Regions from separate parts of the Homo sapiens genome. Here region 2 is linked to region 1. Evidence: chromatin loops called from intact Hi-C (ENCODE). Cell type or tissue: GM12878. All regions are shown on one strand. Links, peaks and the distances in the headings refer to the core of each region. The heading gives the core; the rest is flanking DNA.

Region 1 (8,345 bases), core at 79-8,078:
AGCCAACAGCAATATGAAACTTGAAGAAAAGGGAATCTATTCAAGGAGATGGGGGAAAAGCATTATTAATATTCTCAGAGAAAAAAAGATAAGTTATTTCATCCATGGAACAAGAACTGCCACTTCTACCAAAAAAAAAAAAAAGACAAAAAAAAAAAAACCATAAGAAAGAGACTTTTGAAATCTAAAATATTAAAGTAGAAATTAAAAATTAAGTAAAAACATTAAAAGAAGATATTTTAAAACTAAATATAAAATAGAAAAGATAGGAAAATTATAGGACCAGTATAGGAGGTACAATATTCACAAAATAGGAGATACCAAAAGGTTAACAGGAGAAAAAAAATAAGTTAAATTTGTTTTCTATAAATTTCTCTGAATTGAAGAGTCATTCAATTTGAAAGACCCATTGAGTGGCCAATGCAATGGATACACATTAAGCGTCATTGCAAACTTTCAAAATGCTAGAAACAAAGATTCTACAAGAGTTTCAAAAGGAAAAAGAAAAAGACATAAAATACCAGAATAAAAATGCTCTTTCTCCACAGAAGCACTATTTACAAGAGATAAAACAAAAAAATGCCTTTAAAATCCTGTGAAAAAGTTATTTTCAAACTAGATTTTTATATCCAGCCACAATCTCAAAGTAAAAATAAAATGATGTAAAATAAAGAAATTTTTAGATATAAAAATGAAATTTAGAAATGCATTTTTAGATATATGAGTTATTGAAAAATTTACCTCCAATGTACCCATCTCAAGAAATCATGTACGACATGCTCCATCAAAGTGAAGATGTAAAACCAAAAGAGGAATATTTGGGATCAACTCAAAGTGAGAGGCAGAAAGAGTCCCAGGAAAACAACTCCAAAACTGTTATGGAGAAAACCCAGTCGAGATTGAAACTGGTCAAAATGCTAAAGGGGAGATATGGTCAAGTAGATGAAACTCATATTTTATATGAGTAAACAAAATAACAAAATAAGTATAACCTTCAGGAATTTTTAAACTCAACAAAAAGTGGAAAAAAGAGAAAAAGTAATCTGACATGTAATAGACATCACCAATATCCCATTCAGTTTTCCCTCCTGAAAATTTCATATCCCAATATCCATGCAATTAGACAAAGCCATGTGACTAGTTTGAGTCAATTAAGTGTGAGCAAAAATAACAAATGATCACTTCTGGTCTGAAGCAATGAAAAGCCCCTGGATTTTCCACTCCCTTCTCTCTCTCCTTTCCCTTTGAAATTATTATTGAGTGGGTGCAGCCACAAGATCAGAACATTCTGGATAGCTGTGTCAAGCATGAAGGACAAATGCCCTGGAGAGTCACTTGAACCTGGAGCTGATTTTGCACGACGGAAAGCCACTGAAATTCTGGTGTTGATTGTTACTACAGTATGGATTAACCAATTCTGGCTTATGCTATATTTTACATAGTTCTATGTAAATAACATTTACATATTAATAATAATATAAACACGAATTATTGTTCTATCCAAAATTGATATTGTGGAAACAGGAAATGTGCTGTGTGACAGTGGTGCATATAAATGTGGGAATAGGAGAGAGGAACAGGCATGAGTGTTGGTGTGGTAAGGATGTCGGCTGTGAAGGGGAGTAAAATCCCTCTCTTCTGCAGTAAAAAGTCAGTAACAGTGTCTAAATTTCAAAGAAATGGTAATAAGAGTATGTCTTGTCCACAGCTTTGGGTCCTACTTTCTATATTGGCACAAAGGTAAAACCCCTCTTGACAAGCATCTACAAGGCAGATCAATTGAGAACATACGTTGTGTTTTACTTTCGGGTGTGGCTATGAAAGTTCAGGTCTTTGACAGTGGTCAAAGGTCCTTTAGGTAATCATTCTTGACTGGCTTCTTTCATTCATAGTGGTAGAGAAGATGAAGAGGCAGTGAGAGGATCTTCCTGGCAGCCACATATATGTTTCTTTACCAAACCCCCTTCCCCTAATTAATTCAAGGAAAAGTACTTGTTTGACATGAGCTGAGACAATAAAATCCTCTCCTGCTGAATTTAGAACTGAGAGGGAAACGCCCTTGGTTTAGTATGCTCCGTTTTCCTAAAATAAGATAGAGATCTCAAGGCCTGTGAAGTGGCTATCTTCCCCATGGTGTTGACTGAGTGATAAAAACCAGCTTGAGAAGAAAACAGATGTACAGGGAGATAATGTCCGGGGTCCTTATAACTTCCCATTTCCTTGTCCTGTGTGTGAAGCACCCCTTTTATGTGTAAACTAAAAGTTTCTTTTCATGCTTAGAGCCAGAGAGTTCTGACTGTTAAGACTATGCTTATCAACTGGGACACAAAAGGCAGCTTAATTCTTTCCTTTGTACCTAAAAATATACAGTCCTTAGGTAGTTAAGAGGGAAAGGCCTCAACCAGAATCTCTCTTTTGCCGGCACAGTGATATTTATTTGACAGCCATACAGGTTTTAGAATAGGCCTCTGGCCCTTCTTTAAAAGGCACAGAAAACTGTGTCCAGGAAGCACTGTGGAATTAATAGAAGAATGAGCCTCCTGAACTGAATGATTTCACCATAGTGTCTTCTGCCTCACTACTGTCGCATACTCATAGCACAAGGTTTTAAAGGACGTAAGAAAAAACACACCCTCTCTCTCTAACGTTTATTTTTTATTAGAGGAGACTGACATTAATCATCTGTTTCCCCATCTCTAGAAACCTCTGGAACCCTTTTGCTGAAGTGTCAGCTCAGGTTTATAATATCCCACTCTCCTGGAAGACAGAAGGAAAGTCAAATGCATTATACCACCAAGAGGGCATAAGCTAATAAAGAAAAATGATTAATCAATATTTGCGAGCAATACATTGAAACAAAGAGAGTTTGCATTAGCTCCAGAGTGTAAACCACTTTGTTGAGAGAGCACTTCTGAATCCACTCCGTCATTCTGGATTTAGCAAATGTGAGCTTTTCTTCTTTCCTAGTTAATAGCCAAAATAATTAACACAGAGTTTACATGCACTGGGAAATTGCTGTGTTGAGAAAAAAAGAGAAATTGTACAAACCCTGTGGCCAAGCAGGTTGCTGCCAGAAATAGAAGTGTGAACATCAGTCTGATGGGAAACGCTGCTGTGTAAAGGTGACTGAAACTCTGACATCAGCTCAACATGTTCCACATCCACACCCTATGCAAGGTTCTCAGATTGTCTCATCAGAAGTGAGGACAACAGGGCCAGCTTTTGGTTAAAAATCTCAGATGAAAGAAATGAGTTTCTCACACTAGCATTAAGGAATACATTAAAACAAAAATGATTTAAAGTTTTTTTTTTGACACTGTCCATTTTCAACTCATACCAAAGCTATTAATATTTTAAGCTTGTTATACCTTGGTTTGTCTTTTAGAATGGAAAGGAGCCCGTAAGATCACATAGCAACTTATGCTTGTTTTAAAATGGCAGAGGAAGAGGACCGTCAGAAAGGTTAAGTGCCTAGTCCAGCATCAGCAGCTGATGAAGAGCAGAAGAGTATGAAAGCCAGGCCTCCTGGCTCCTCATTAGTGTTCCTTCCACCACACTGTGCTTCACATAAAGTCTGTAAGAGTCTCAGTATGAGAATGGGAATAATGTCACACATGAGAAGACCGGTGGTCTCCAAGGAATATCAACTTCCCACTTGTGAGAGGGCAATTTTTCTCTCCCCGAGAGAGAATCACAGCCTTCTTTTTGAAAGCTATTTAAAAGGTGCAAATGTGTGAACTTCTAACAAACTGCTAAGGCAAGTGTATTGCCTAAGCAGTAAAACGTAATGTCACGAGGAAAATCAGGTGATTTCATGTGCAAATTTTACCCTCTGGAATCTAAATATCTTGATCATCCTTAAAGGAAAAAAAAAAAAAAAAAAATCGGGCTTCTTGTCACCGCAATTGAACTGCAACTCCATTACTGGATCAATACTCCTGCTAGCAAATATCCCTCTGGAGTAGCCTTGTTACACAAATTAAAACAGTTTTGAGAGGGGGGAGTAGTAATTCTGGGAAACTTAGGGAAAATGATCTCAAAACAGAATTTGTTTAATAGACAAAACCGGGGCTGCGTGGGCGGGGGTGTGGTTGAAGAGGGTGGAATGGGTTACATTCTAACGAACTTTTTAATAAAAGAAAGATGTAGACATTGTAGCTTCCCAGAGGATAAAATGATCAAATGGATCTTTTTCCAAATAAATACTATTATGCTACACTTTCATGGTCAATAGTGCTACATTTGTAGGTGCCCCTCGTCTCAAAAACCAATTTGGCTTATCTGCTTTCTCCTTCTTACATACGTCTCAAAAGCTGTAACAGATTCAGGGAAATAGATGACCTAGTCACAAATGCTCACTTCTCTAGGGACTTGCCTTTAAATTGACCTTGAGCTTCACAAACCAAAAAGAGCATTTGTGTACCTCAGGACAGTATTAAATCTGAAAAAAAATTAAATAAAAAATGAGGGATAGGAGCAGATGGTCAAAGCAAATACATACTCATTCAGACAGCCAAGCCAATAGATAAGAATGCAGAGGCCCTATTAGCTGCAGATTCCTTATGGGGCATAAGCGGTTACAGGAAATGTCTGTTTAGATTAAGGTCACACAATCATCAGTCTTTTACAAGAAATTTTAAAATGTGAACTCGTTCAACTTTTTATGTGGCTTTGTGTTTCTGCTGTTTTAATTTGGAAGATTTTGTTGATATTGGGGAGAAAAAAGTAACAAACTGGGGTTCAGTCAAGTCGTATATGGGTCAAGAAACATTTTATTGTTCACTATGAATTTTAATGTACTCAGATATCACCTTGCTGCTAAGTCTTGTTCCCTTGTTCTCTGAAGAAGAAACACACACAGCTGTGTGGTAATATTAGTGGGATTATGGGCTACCAATGAATATACTGAAACCAAGATATGTGTGACTTATGACATAAATAAAAACTGTTGCTACCATGAGAGGGAAACACTCACAATTAATACTCACTGGCTTGTATAGGGCATGCCTGTTTTTAAATCTCCAACTGGCACCTACTGATGAGGGCTATTTTAAAAATTAGGGACGGAAAAGGTAAAGAGAAATCAAGGCTAAAGGTTGATTTTGCTACTCAATCTGAAATAAACATAACCAGAGTTTTTGAAAGGTAAAAACAAGATAAAATAATTATAGCTTAGAGTCTTAACTAGTACTTTCTAAGTGCTGTAGATAGTGTGGCAGGTTAAAGATGGCTATACATTTTTTGATATTTTTCCCATAGAGAGATGGAATCTAGAATTCCTCCCTCAATCTGGGTTGTATCTCTAATGGCTTTGATGAGTTGAACAGGACAAAACTGTCTCTGTGTTAGTTTCTGGACCTGGCCCCTAAAAATCTGGCAGCACCTATTTCTCTTTTCTTAAAACACTCTGTCTCAGAGTCTTGAGCTTCTGCATAAGAAATCTGATTATCCTGAGAAGGTCTGCTGGAAAGGTCACAAGTAGGACATCTGGTCAATCTTTTCAGCCTTCCAGTCATACCTACACATGCTAGATATGTGGGTAAAGCCACCTGGACCTCCCAACCAGCTCATTTGCCAGCCAAATACCACCAATGGCCAACCGATGAAACAGAAGAATGAAGGAGAAGAATTGCCCTTTTGAGATCTGCCTACATTTCTGACCCAGAAAATTGTGAGATATCATAAAATGCCTGTTACTTGAAGCCACTGAATTCTGGAGTGGATAACCAGAAAATGTAATACACAAGCTCTTTACATATCTTAACCTATTTAATCCTCCTTATCATGTAGGTAATACTATTTTTCCCATTTTAGAGATAAACTAGAAGAAATAGAAAGTCAACAAGATTAAGTAACTTCCCTCCAACTACATTGTCAGTAAAGGACAAAGCAAGGATCCAATCTTAGGCAGTCTGATGCTAGAATCTATACTCTTAGCCATGATATTTTCTCCATCAATTCTGAAATAAAGTCACCAATCTACAAATATTCATGGAGTTCTTGAAATATTGTAAAGCACTGATAGTTGTAATGTGGTAGAGGAGGCATGACCACAGATATTGGTACAGTAATCATATCTAATAAAAAAGAGGCATTCCCTGGACCTTCATTCACAATAAACTACTGTATCTTCCTTAACTTATTGCACCTCCTCTCCAGTTTTCTCTATTTCATCATTCCAATTATTTCCTCTATAACACTTAACCCTATCTGAAATTACTTCATTCATTTATTATTTAGTTGCTTATTGCCTTTCTTCCTCTTTGGAATGTAAGTTCAGTGGAGCTGGTGTGGAATGGTTTGAACATCGCCATATACTTAGTTTTACTTTATTTAATAAAAAGTTATTAACCAAATGTGCTAACATCTCATCATCTCATCCGCTTCAGGCTATGCTGTTAGCTTTAAAATACTAAAGGCATTCAGGCTGAATATTTAAATGTTGAGGCCAAGAGCACAGAAGAGATCTCCAGGGCCATTTCTTCCCTTTCCAGAGAATACATGCCATTTTTAGCTAGAGCAGATGTCCTCAACTTGAGCACAGTGGATGAGAGTCATATGGTTTATCAGCCCTTTACGTTTGTACCCAAAACATAGGTGTGTAGATTTGTGTGCCTTTATTTTGAGAGAAGAACCATAACTTTTATCATATTGTCAAAACAATCCTCAAATCAAAAAGCATAAAGTTATTTTTTAAAAAAGATTACTTCTTAACCTTTTTTTTCACTGTCATCTCCCAAGAAATAAATTTTTCATAAGGATTTAGTATGTGAGGTCTCACATACACAAAGAAAAAAATGGAAACAAAATGTCATGAAATAATATTTCCCCCAATTTCATGCACTTCACTTAAATATTTTCTATTTTATTTTTTCTACTTCATATTTGAAATGCTGGTTTTGACCTGCAAAACTGATTTCACACTCACTAGTGAAAGGCACTGTTATAGAAATAATTGAACCAGGTTTTTTTGTTGTTTGTTTGTTTTTCCAATTCTAGTATGCTTACAGATAAGATGTTAAAGTTGGTTGAAAGAAAGTATGGCATCTTGGCAGATAGGTGGAGAGATATTTTAGGGCAGATGTGAGCTTGTGAACTTTCCAGTCATACTCCATAGCAGTCAGTTGCTTACACTTCTGAGTAAGTCCCACTTCTAGAACATGAATAAAAGTATAATATGAAATAAGACTTCATGGCCAGGCGCAGTGGCTCACACCTGTAATCCCAGCACTTTGGGAGGCGGAGGCAGGCAGATCACCTGAGGTCAGGAGTTTGAGACCAGCCTGACCAATATGGAGAAACCCCATCTCTACTTAAAATACAAAAAATTAGCCAGGCGTGGTGGCGCATGCCTGTAATCCCAGCTACTTGAGAGGCTGAGGCAGGAGAATTGCTCAAACCCAAGAGGCGGAGGTTGCAGTGAGCCAAGATCACACCATTGCACTCCAGCCTGGGCAACAAGAGTGAAACTCTGTCTCCAAAAAAAAAAAAAAAAGAAAGAAAGAAAGAAAGATATAAGACTATAAGACATCATGAGTGTGGATGTGCATATCCATTTCTGCACCTGTAGGCTTCAGTAGGGGCAGAGTGAGGAGGGTGAGGAGTATGATAGTTTGATGTTTCACAAAGAAAGTTCTTTGAGAGCACATCCCGTGGTGAATCTACAAATTACCTACAGAACTTCACACAGCATCCTGTGGGTACATTGAATGGGGAGACAGCAAGTACAGGCAAAAGATCACTGTACTCTGAATCAAAAGAAATGGGTTGGAGTCCTAGTTCCACTACTTGAGCAAGTTACACAAACTCTCTGAGCTTCTACTCCTTATTCTCTAAAATGATAAAAATAAAGGAACTTTATCCACCTAACAGGTTATGGTGAAGAACAAATAAAACAATGACTAGATAGACCTAGGGACTTTCTATTGTTTTCCCCTTAAACTAGATCTCACTAGTTGAGTAGAATTCAATAAGTCTAGCAGTTAGTGGCAAACAATTTATATTCATTCAATAAATGTCTCTTTTCCAGACTAATAATGATACAACTTTCATAATCTGCATTTCAATCACTTTACTTACGGATTGCCACCTCTTATCCTTATAGTTCATCTACTCCACCTTCTGAAGAGAGGAAGGACTTTAATTTCTTCAAAATCTTACTAGCAACTAGCTCCACCTTGGGATGGTGGGAGGTGAAGTTGCTTAATGATATGGAATATAGGCAGTGGAGAAGAGAATTAACAACATAGAGGCAGCTTTCGTCCAGTGAAAAAATCTGGTCTTTGAGTCAGAAAAAAAACATTGTTTAAACCTCAGACCCTTAATTCACCACCTACGTGCAATGG
Region 2 (8,345 bases), core at 74-8,073, 370 kb before region 1:
ACTTGAATTGTAACATTGGCTCTTCTTGGGTTTAGAACCTGTAGCATATAATATTGGCTTTCCCGGTTCTCAGGCCTTTGGACTCAGACTGGAACTTAACCTTGGATCTCCTGGGTGTTTACTTATCCGACTGCAGATCTTGGGACTCACTAGCTTCCATAATCCCTGGGCCAATTCCTTATAATGAATGTACCTATCTATACAAACATCTTGTTGGTTCTGTTTTTCTGTAGATCCCTGACTAATATAATAGGTACACTCAAAGCAAAGCTTAGTCTAAGTTTTTTCTTTGTAACACATCAAATATTTACCTTTCATAATTTGGCCCAAGTGAACATAACATGTTATAGGCTCTCGAAAGGATTTATTACCTGGACAAAAGGTGAAATAGTAGAGTTAAAACTTCCATGATCAGGAACCATTTCAGAACAGAAGTCTTTGTTGCAGCTTGGCCATCCTATTTTGAAACTCGACTAGTTTAGATCTTTCCAACTAGTGAGCAGTAGCATACTTCTGTGTGGTGACTGGACTACCATGAAAAGTTGAACATTAAATGGCAGAGGAAGGCATGTGGGGAGGGTGGAGAAGAGACTGTGGAGGTGCCCTGAGGGCCTCCACCAGAAGTGGTATCCTCCCTTGTCTGTTCTCTAGAAGTGGGCATGGTTCAGCCACCCAGGCACCATTGTGTGGCACTCCACCCCACAAAGATGAACTCATTAATCAATGTGAAGCTAGCCCTGAAGCTGAATAAAAGGCAGGCTGATATTGCAGTGGCTCCTAAAGCATCCCGTCCTCTGTGTACAAGGACAGCTCCTGGATGTTCCCGGGAGGGCTTTGTTATGAACTGACTGAAGGTGATGTCATCTGTGTAGCCTCTCAATAAGGGGAGATATATTAACATTAATCTTGTACAGGACAGGAAGTCAGGAATGCGTCCAAAGGATTCTGTTTTACCTGCTATGAGGGCCAGAGGAGTACCATTTTGGCCATTGACAATTTTAATGGAATCAAGATCAAGGGAAGAACTATTCGAGTTGATCAATAATGAAATTACCAACTTCCTGCCTCTCTCCCTTGCCTGACCCAGAGGACTTGAATGATGCCACAAGACAGCTCTGGGAGAAGGGTTGTGGGGCCCAGAGTCCCTCACCTAGTTCATCTGAAGGCTCCAGTGATGAAGCACTCTCACAACAGCACAGCTGAGAAAAACGGGGGAAAAAAAAAACACCAAAGAGAAGATCATCATTTGAGTTAAAGACAAGGAGGGACAGAGAAGTCATCATACACTCTGCCTGCCAGAGACCAGATGAAAAATGATAAGGATGCACGAAACTGCAATAAACACACCAAGGTGGAATTAGAGTCCAGATAGGGGCTGAAGCCCTAACCAAGTTGTCCTGTGTCCAGGACAGCAGCTGCAGACCACAGCTTCCTGTGAACACAGCAGGACCTAGAGAAGGGAGTGAAAGGAAGGAGAGTCAGGATTCTGAGCCCAGTACTTTGGCAGTGGCAGGGTAAGAGGAGAAGAGCAAGGATAGGGACACATTTCAGTTGATTTGAAAGCATAGCCACACAAATTCTCCAACCCCAGGGACCATAGGCCAGACCAGGCTTCAGCCTGCTCAGATCCTCAGATTTTAAAACAAAGTGTGGTATTTAAAATGCAATGGGATGGAACTTGTGATTTTGTAATTTCTGTAAATAAAATATCTGGGGCAGAATTTCCTTAAATTGAAATCTGTTTTTTTTTACGACTACTTAAGAATTTACAATAGTTGAAATTCCATTAAAGAGTTTATATGGCATCTTTTATAAACTCTCTGAAATTCTGATGCCTAAGATTTTCTTGGCTCACTACAACCTCCGCCTCCTGGGTTCAAGCGATTCTCGTGCCTCAGCCTTCCTCAGTGGCTGGGATTACAGGCATCTGCCATCACGCCCAGCTAATTTTTGTATTTTTAGTAGAGATGGGGTTCCACCATGTTGGCCAGGCTGGGCTCGAACTCCTGGCCTCAGATGACCCATCTGCCTTGGCCTCCCAAAGTGCTGGGATTACAGGTCTGAGTCATCGTGCCTGGCCTAAGATTTTAAGAGCAGTGACCTATAGTAGTTCACATGTAATCACTCCTCTCCCATAGTATTCTGCTTAAATATTACTATTTTCAATGTAACAGGGCATGCAAAAGGTGGGAAGTACTGGACTAGATAATCTCTACAGTTTTTAATTTAGTTCTAAGCTTCTTAGGCCATGAGGGGAGGATGTCAGCCAGCATAGTGGGAAAATACTGCTATCATATGATTTAAGTAAGGACTAAAAAATATTTAGGCTCCTGCTCTTGTATTATTTTATAGATCGATAATAATACAAGATTTATTGTTTTTGCTTTTTCCACTGTAACTTTAGCTAATGATAAAATCAAAGGCAAAGTATATTTCTGTGGAAAGTAGTATCAGTTGAGATACATGACAAATCATGGCAGATTAAAGAGATAATATCTCTGGCTGGGTGCAGTGGCTCACTCCTGTAATCCCAGCACTTTGGGTGGATCACTTGAGGCCAGGAGTTCGAGACCAGCTTGGCCAACATGGTGAAACCCTGTCTCTACTAAAAATACAAAAATTAGCTGGGTGTGGTGGCAGGCACCTATAATCCCAGCTACTCAGGAGGTTGAGGCAGGAGAGTTGCTTGAATCTGGGAGGTTGAGGTTGCAGTGAGGCGAGATCATACCATTGCACTCCAGCCTGGGCAACAGAGTGAGACTCCATCTCAAAAATAAAAAATAAAAAGAGAGTATCTCTGATAACACATTCCTTCTATTCTTCTCTTTATATATCTTTAACTATATATAGAGATATATATACAGATATATATAAAATATATATAAAATCTAAGAAAGCGCAATATTTTATTCTCTCTCACAGGGTGTTTTATGTGCCAGTGATCTTGGGATATGTAAAGTGATATAGAATAATTGGAAATGCAAAGTGTTTCCTGGATTCTGTTGGTATTTGATGTTTGATTGATGAGCATTTCATTCCCATTTGCAATTTCACATTCTGCATACAGACAGAACTGCATATATGAGCTTGCAAAGGTTGCTACTTAGGATAGAAACCTTAAACTAACCTTTTGGAAATTGCCTGTTCATTTTAAATAAGAAGAAAACGACCAAATTATAATATCTTAAATGATTTGAATATATCGTGACTTTGGGCCAATCATTCTTTACACAGGAAATCTACTTGGCCTAAAAATTGTTTTAAAAAATCTAATTTTGCTCTAGTCTATACAAAAGTTACTGGTGATATAAGCAGTGAGAGTATTGCTAATCAGCATTTACTGATCAATGAAAGTAAAGTAGGCATTTACTATAGATTTTTAAGATATTTTATTTTGAATAGTAGTTTGCTCAAAAATTAACTAAAAACAGAAAAAAGTTTTTATTTACTTATTAGAACTTAGCTGTTTTTACTTTCCCACATTTACTTTTAATCTATGCATATTTTGCATAGTTGCAGGTCCTTTATTTATTTGCTTGTTCATTCATTCAAGAAATATTAAGTTTCTACTCAGTACCAGGTGCTATAATATAGTTGGTATTACAAAATAAATATGCCTGACCACAGGTTATAGGCAGTGAAAAAGATCCATACATAAACCATTAACTTAGAATAATGTAAAGAGTGCTTTCAAATTTATAAAGGGGAACACAGGAGAGTCCATGGGGCAAATGAGGTGAAAAACAGACCAGACAGGGCTTCTGATAGGTCGTGGAATCTAGGGAAGATGCGAGTAGTTCCATGTGAGAAAGAGTACGGGGTATGGTACATAACAATGAGAAATGAGGCGATTGAGAAAAGGAGGGGTGCGAGAAAGTTCTCGCATGCTATACAAACTATTTGAGCATCTCTTACTTTGAAGGAGTCAATGATTTTAAAGAGAAAGTGACATGATCAGAAATAGATTTTTGAAAAGCACATGGTAGGAAGGTGGAGGATGAATTAGGCTGGGGAGGAACTGGAAGCAGATGAGGAGGGTGGCAGTTGCAGTAGTTTAAGGAAGAGATTATGAGGGCCTGAACTAAGACAACCTGGTGCAGGAGATAGAGACGAACTCAGGATTTAAACAGATATTTAGGAGATAATTTTAGAGGGTAGGAGAACATCTCCAAATTTCTGACTCAAGAACACAAATAAAGGAGCAAAGTATATGTGATTTTGGGGTGGGTGGGGGAGAGGGAGAGGAGTGGTAGGAAATGAGGGAAGGGAGGGTGGTGGCAGAAATGGTGGAGTTTATTTTGTCTTTTGTTGAAGTCACCCAAAATAACAACTTGACAGTGGCACAGAATTGAACAATTAAGAGATTATTGGTGATCAGAGTATTAGCAATTCACAAGAGGAATGAGAGAGAACAGATAGCACTGAGAAGTGAGCAAACTAAAACAGCAACTTCAAATATTGTCTTTTCCTTATTTCATATAACAATATACACCTTTCCATAGTTTTAACAGTTATGTAATATGGCACATAATGAATATAACATAATTTAGCAAACATGTAGAATTATTTTTCTCTTAAAATTATTAGTAATGTATGGAGCATGTTTATACATATGTTTATTTTGATGCTGTTGTTTATTAGTTTCTTCAGACATTTTCTCAGGAACTGTACATCATTGGGTGAAAGAATATGAGTGTTTCCACTTTCTGTTTTTTTCTAAGCCATTTACCATCATTTATGCATATGATACTATGGCATATATTCAGTCTTAAGGAATTTGGTGAGTGAAATAAAATGACAGAATTCTGAACTGAAATTCATAGCCGTGGTGAATATGACTAAATATACAATTTATTTGGTCTGAGGCTAATCATTTTTCTCTAATGTCATACATTTGAAACAAAGATGGTTCTAGAGTTAAGCTCCCAGCAAAAGTCATTTCTTGATTTCATAACGCTATTGCTTGGGTGGCACACTTATATTACCAGTTATGTAGAATTCTAATAGAATGAATCAAAATACTCATTTAATCAAACGCTGGGAAAGTTAAATTTTATTCTTGCTTCTGTTAGGTGAAACTGAAATTGGCTGTATCATCTGAAACTTCATCTGTGAAGTCCCTGGTGGTTTCCTAGATGACTACACAGTTGAGTTGCCTCTGATTGGAAAAGCAGGCAAGTTTTATTTCTGATGCTTTTTTTTTTTTCTTGTTTATTTTTCTTTTATTTTTATTTTTTTTTTAATTATACTTTAAGTTTTAGGGTACATGTGCACATTGTGCAGGTTAGTTACATATGTATACATGTGCCATGCTGGTGCGCTGCACCCACTAACTCGTCATCTAGCATTAGGTATATCTCCCAATGCTATCCCTCCCCCCTCCCCCCACCCCACCACAGTTCCCAGAGTGTGATATTCCCCTTCCTGTGTCCATGTGATCTCATTGTTCAATTCCCACCTATGAGTGAGAATATGCGGTGTTTGGTTTTTTGTTCTTGCGATAGGTTACTGAGAATGATGGTTTCCAATTTCATCCATGTCCCTACAAAGGACATGAACTCATCATTTTTTATGGCTGCATAGTATTCCATGGTGTATATGTGCCACATTTTCTTAATCCAGTCTATCATTGTTGGACACTTGGGTTGGTTCCAAGTCTTTGCTATTGTGAATAATGCCGCAATAAACATACGTGTGCATGTGTCTTTATAGCAGCATGATTTATAATCCTTTGGGTATATGCAGCCAAAAAATACATGAAAAAATGCTCATCATCACTGGCCATCAGAGAAATGCAAATCAAAACCACTATGAGATATCATCTCACACCAGTTAGAATGGCAATCATTAAAAAGTCAGGAAACAACAGGTGCTGGAGAGGATGTGGAGAAATAGTAACACTTTTACACTGTTGGTGGGACTGTAAACTAGTTCAACCATTGTGGAAGTCAGTGTGGCGATTCCTCAGGGATCTAGAACTAGAAATACCATTTGACCCAGCCATCCCATTACTGGGTATATACCCAAAGGACTATAAATCATGCTGCTATACATGGGGGACTCCATTTATTATCTAAAATGTGGGACATTAAAACACTGCAGTTTCTAAATTGAAGATAAGGCATAAGTTAAATAGCAATATCTATTATCAAAGATGCTTACTTTATAAGAATACATAATTTTGGGTGAGTCCATGACATAAAATTCAATAATTTGTGGCGAAATAATTAAGTTGCCTTGACAAGCCTAATGTTGATTTTACTGTCTTCTCTTTCCCCTAGTGTTTTGGTTTTTCAGTTTGTACAAGAGGAAGAAGACGCATGATATGTGTTTGGCTCATGTGCCTGAATATGGCTCCACAGGGAAGACTTGATACAGCTGAAGCTATTGCTTTTTAGAGACTTTTTATTTTGAGCAGCTGCCTTAACAGCCTTCGTCTTGTTACATCACATGAGATATATCTCTGGAATAGGAAGAGAAAAAAGACATGACTGAGCAATAATTTTTGACTAAAACTTAAAATTACAAAACCAAAACCAGAGATAGATGTCCCTGAAGTTGTATTTTTATAGTATGTGAGAACACAATTTTCTTATCCTAGTTTTAAGGCATTCCTCTGGACCCAGGATTTTTGTTTAGTTTCATTCACATAATCAAACTCTTTTTTTTTTTTTTGCCATAGACTAATGCATTTTGGTGTAATGATCTGAGCCCTTATCCAGAAGGCATCTAAGACTCATGTACAAAAATAGATTTCAGGGCTAAACATTCTAAAAGACAATTGAGTGCTTCTTTTTTCTCCGGCCCCTAGATGTAAATGAATAACCTCTGTTCACTAACTCTTAATGTAATATAAGGGATAAATTATGCTTGTTTATTTAATTGTGCTTAACCAGAGTACTAGGTTGGAGTCAAACCACAGATATATTTGTGAGATGTGACAAAATGTAGCTTTTAGCCCGTAATACCCAAGTCATCTGGGAACATAACTGATGACAGTGTCAACACCTTTCAGGAATTCTGGAGGTGCCTTTGAGTTTAGAAATTCGTAGGTTCTCTAGAAGCAACAGTAGCATACTAAATTAACACATAACATTTCAAGCTACATTTACATAATTGCAGTGGTTATGATTAATACAAATTATATTAACTGCCTGTTTTACTCCTTATAGCTGATTGGCTGAATTTACCAGTGGGTTTGGTATGTTCAACAAATGATCCAAATTACCTTTTCATTTCAGTTAAGAAACTAATCAAAGCAAATACACTTTGATTTGTTGAGAGGCAGAGATTCTCCCTAAGTGGCAATGTCCTTGGCCTTCTAAGCTAAAACCTAAATGGAACTATAATATATATTTTGATGCTTTATCTCACTTGAGTTTTTTATTCTTTAACTGAAGGGCAGCCATGGACCATAAATACATAGAAGATAAAAATATATTGAGCTTAGGAGTTTGGTCTGTTCAATGGATGAGAACTTTATATTTTCCCTTATAAACACAATTTTCAAAGAATAGCCTGTAATAGTCGTGAAAATGGAAACCAATACTGGGGAAATGTGGACTGCAACTCTGAAAAGGTATCAAAATGCCCGATAGTTCAACACAAGGGCTAAGCAATATTTCAGGGATGTGGCCTGTCTTTGGTGGCTCGGTCACTCTAGTGAGATGAATTTGGAAAAGGATAGGCATACAGAATCCCCCCTCTGGCAGGGTTTGCCTTTGGGGTCTGCTTAAAGCCATGTTTGCTAGTAGAAATCTTGAGTAACCAGATATGTTTTATAATGCTGTGTCATATTTAAATTCTGATGAGATTGACATCTTTAAATAAGCTTGGACACAGATTGGATTTGTACAGGGAACTGGACTGAAGAATAATCGTAGGTCAGTAATAGATTTAGATATACTATTTTTATATTGTAAGCAGTTACTTCTCAGGATTAGTATTCTAATTCATTTGATTTAATATGTAATAGGTAATATTAAAAATAAAGATTTTATGCTTTGAAACTCCTTAACTGAATATTTTCATAGGAATAAGCATAGTTTTTGTGTTTAGTAATTTTAGTTAGTGAGTAATGATTAGCAGACAACATGGTAATTATATTGAAATATTACGTGAGTGCCAATAACAAAGCTTTCTGATCAAATGCTAAGAAATATGTTGTGTAAAGGGATCTCACATTTTTTATTGCGGCTTTCTTTCTACAATGTGACAAATTTCTGGGATATTTCATTATCTTCTTTTTGAATTTTTTTCAAGCAAGACTGTTCAGTATTATGTTAGCATTGATATAAAAAGAAGCAGACCATTGTTAACATTAAAATGTTACTGAGATTTCAAAG

What was found. Hi-C counts contacts between places; a loop is a spot of excess contacts. Peaks named below come from ENCODE experiments on the same cell type or tissue, not always from the same donor. Only the 100,000 strongest peaks of a DNase experiment are listed, where the experiment ranks them.
Region 2: it touches region 1 in a loop (2.9-fold over the local background); 1 of 110 quality-filtered maps calls a loop at or near these places.

What each region holds. Positions count from the first base shown.
Region 1 is chr21:14,448,305-14,456,649 of GRCh38, reverse strand. No RefSeq gene overlaps it. Among named protein-coding and RNA genes, the nearest start is that of HSPA13, 69 kb to the right of the region's middle. RefSeq lists cis regulatory regions at 1,757-2,413, 4,369-4,530 and a silencer at 7,364-7,527. In GM12878, for the core only: no CTCF peak of the experiment used is centred there; DNase peaks (open chromatin) are centred at 1,819, 2,409, 3,109 and 3,569; H3K4me3 peaks cover 382 bases; H3K27ac peaks cover 5,070 bases.
Region 2 is chr21:14,822,352-14,830,696 of GRCh38, reverse strand. It overlaps ASMER1 (adipocyte associated metabolic related lncRNA 1), which reads left to right. Exons shown (of 4, transcript NR_146322.1): 3 at 5,073-5,174; 4 at 6,282-8,345. It also overlaps the pseudogene RBMX2P1. Among named protein-coding and RNA genes, the nearest start is that of ASMER1, 92 kb to the left of the region's middle. RefSeq lists an enhancer at 5,050-5,199. In GM12878, for the core only: no CTCF peak of the experiment used is centred there; DNase peaks (open chromatin) are centred at 3,876, 4,920 and 5,096; H3K27ac peaks cover 1,994 bases.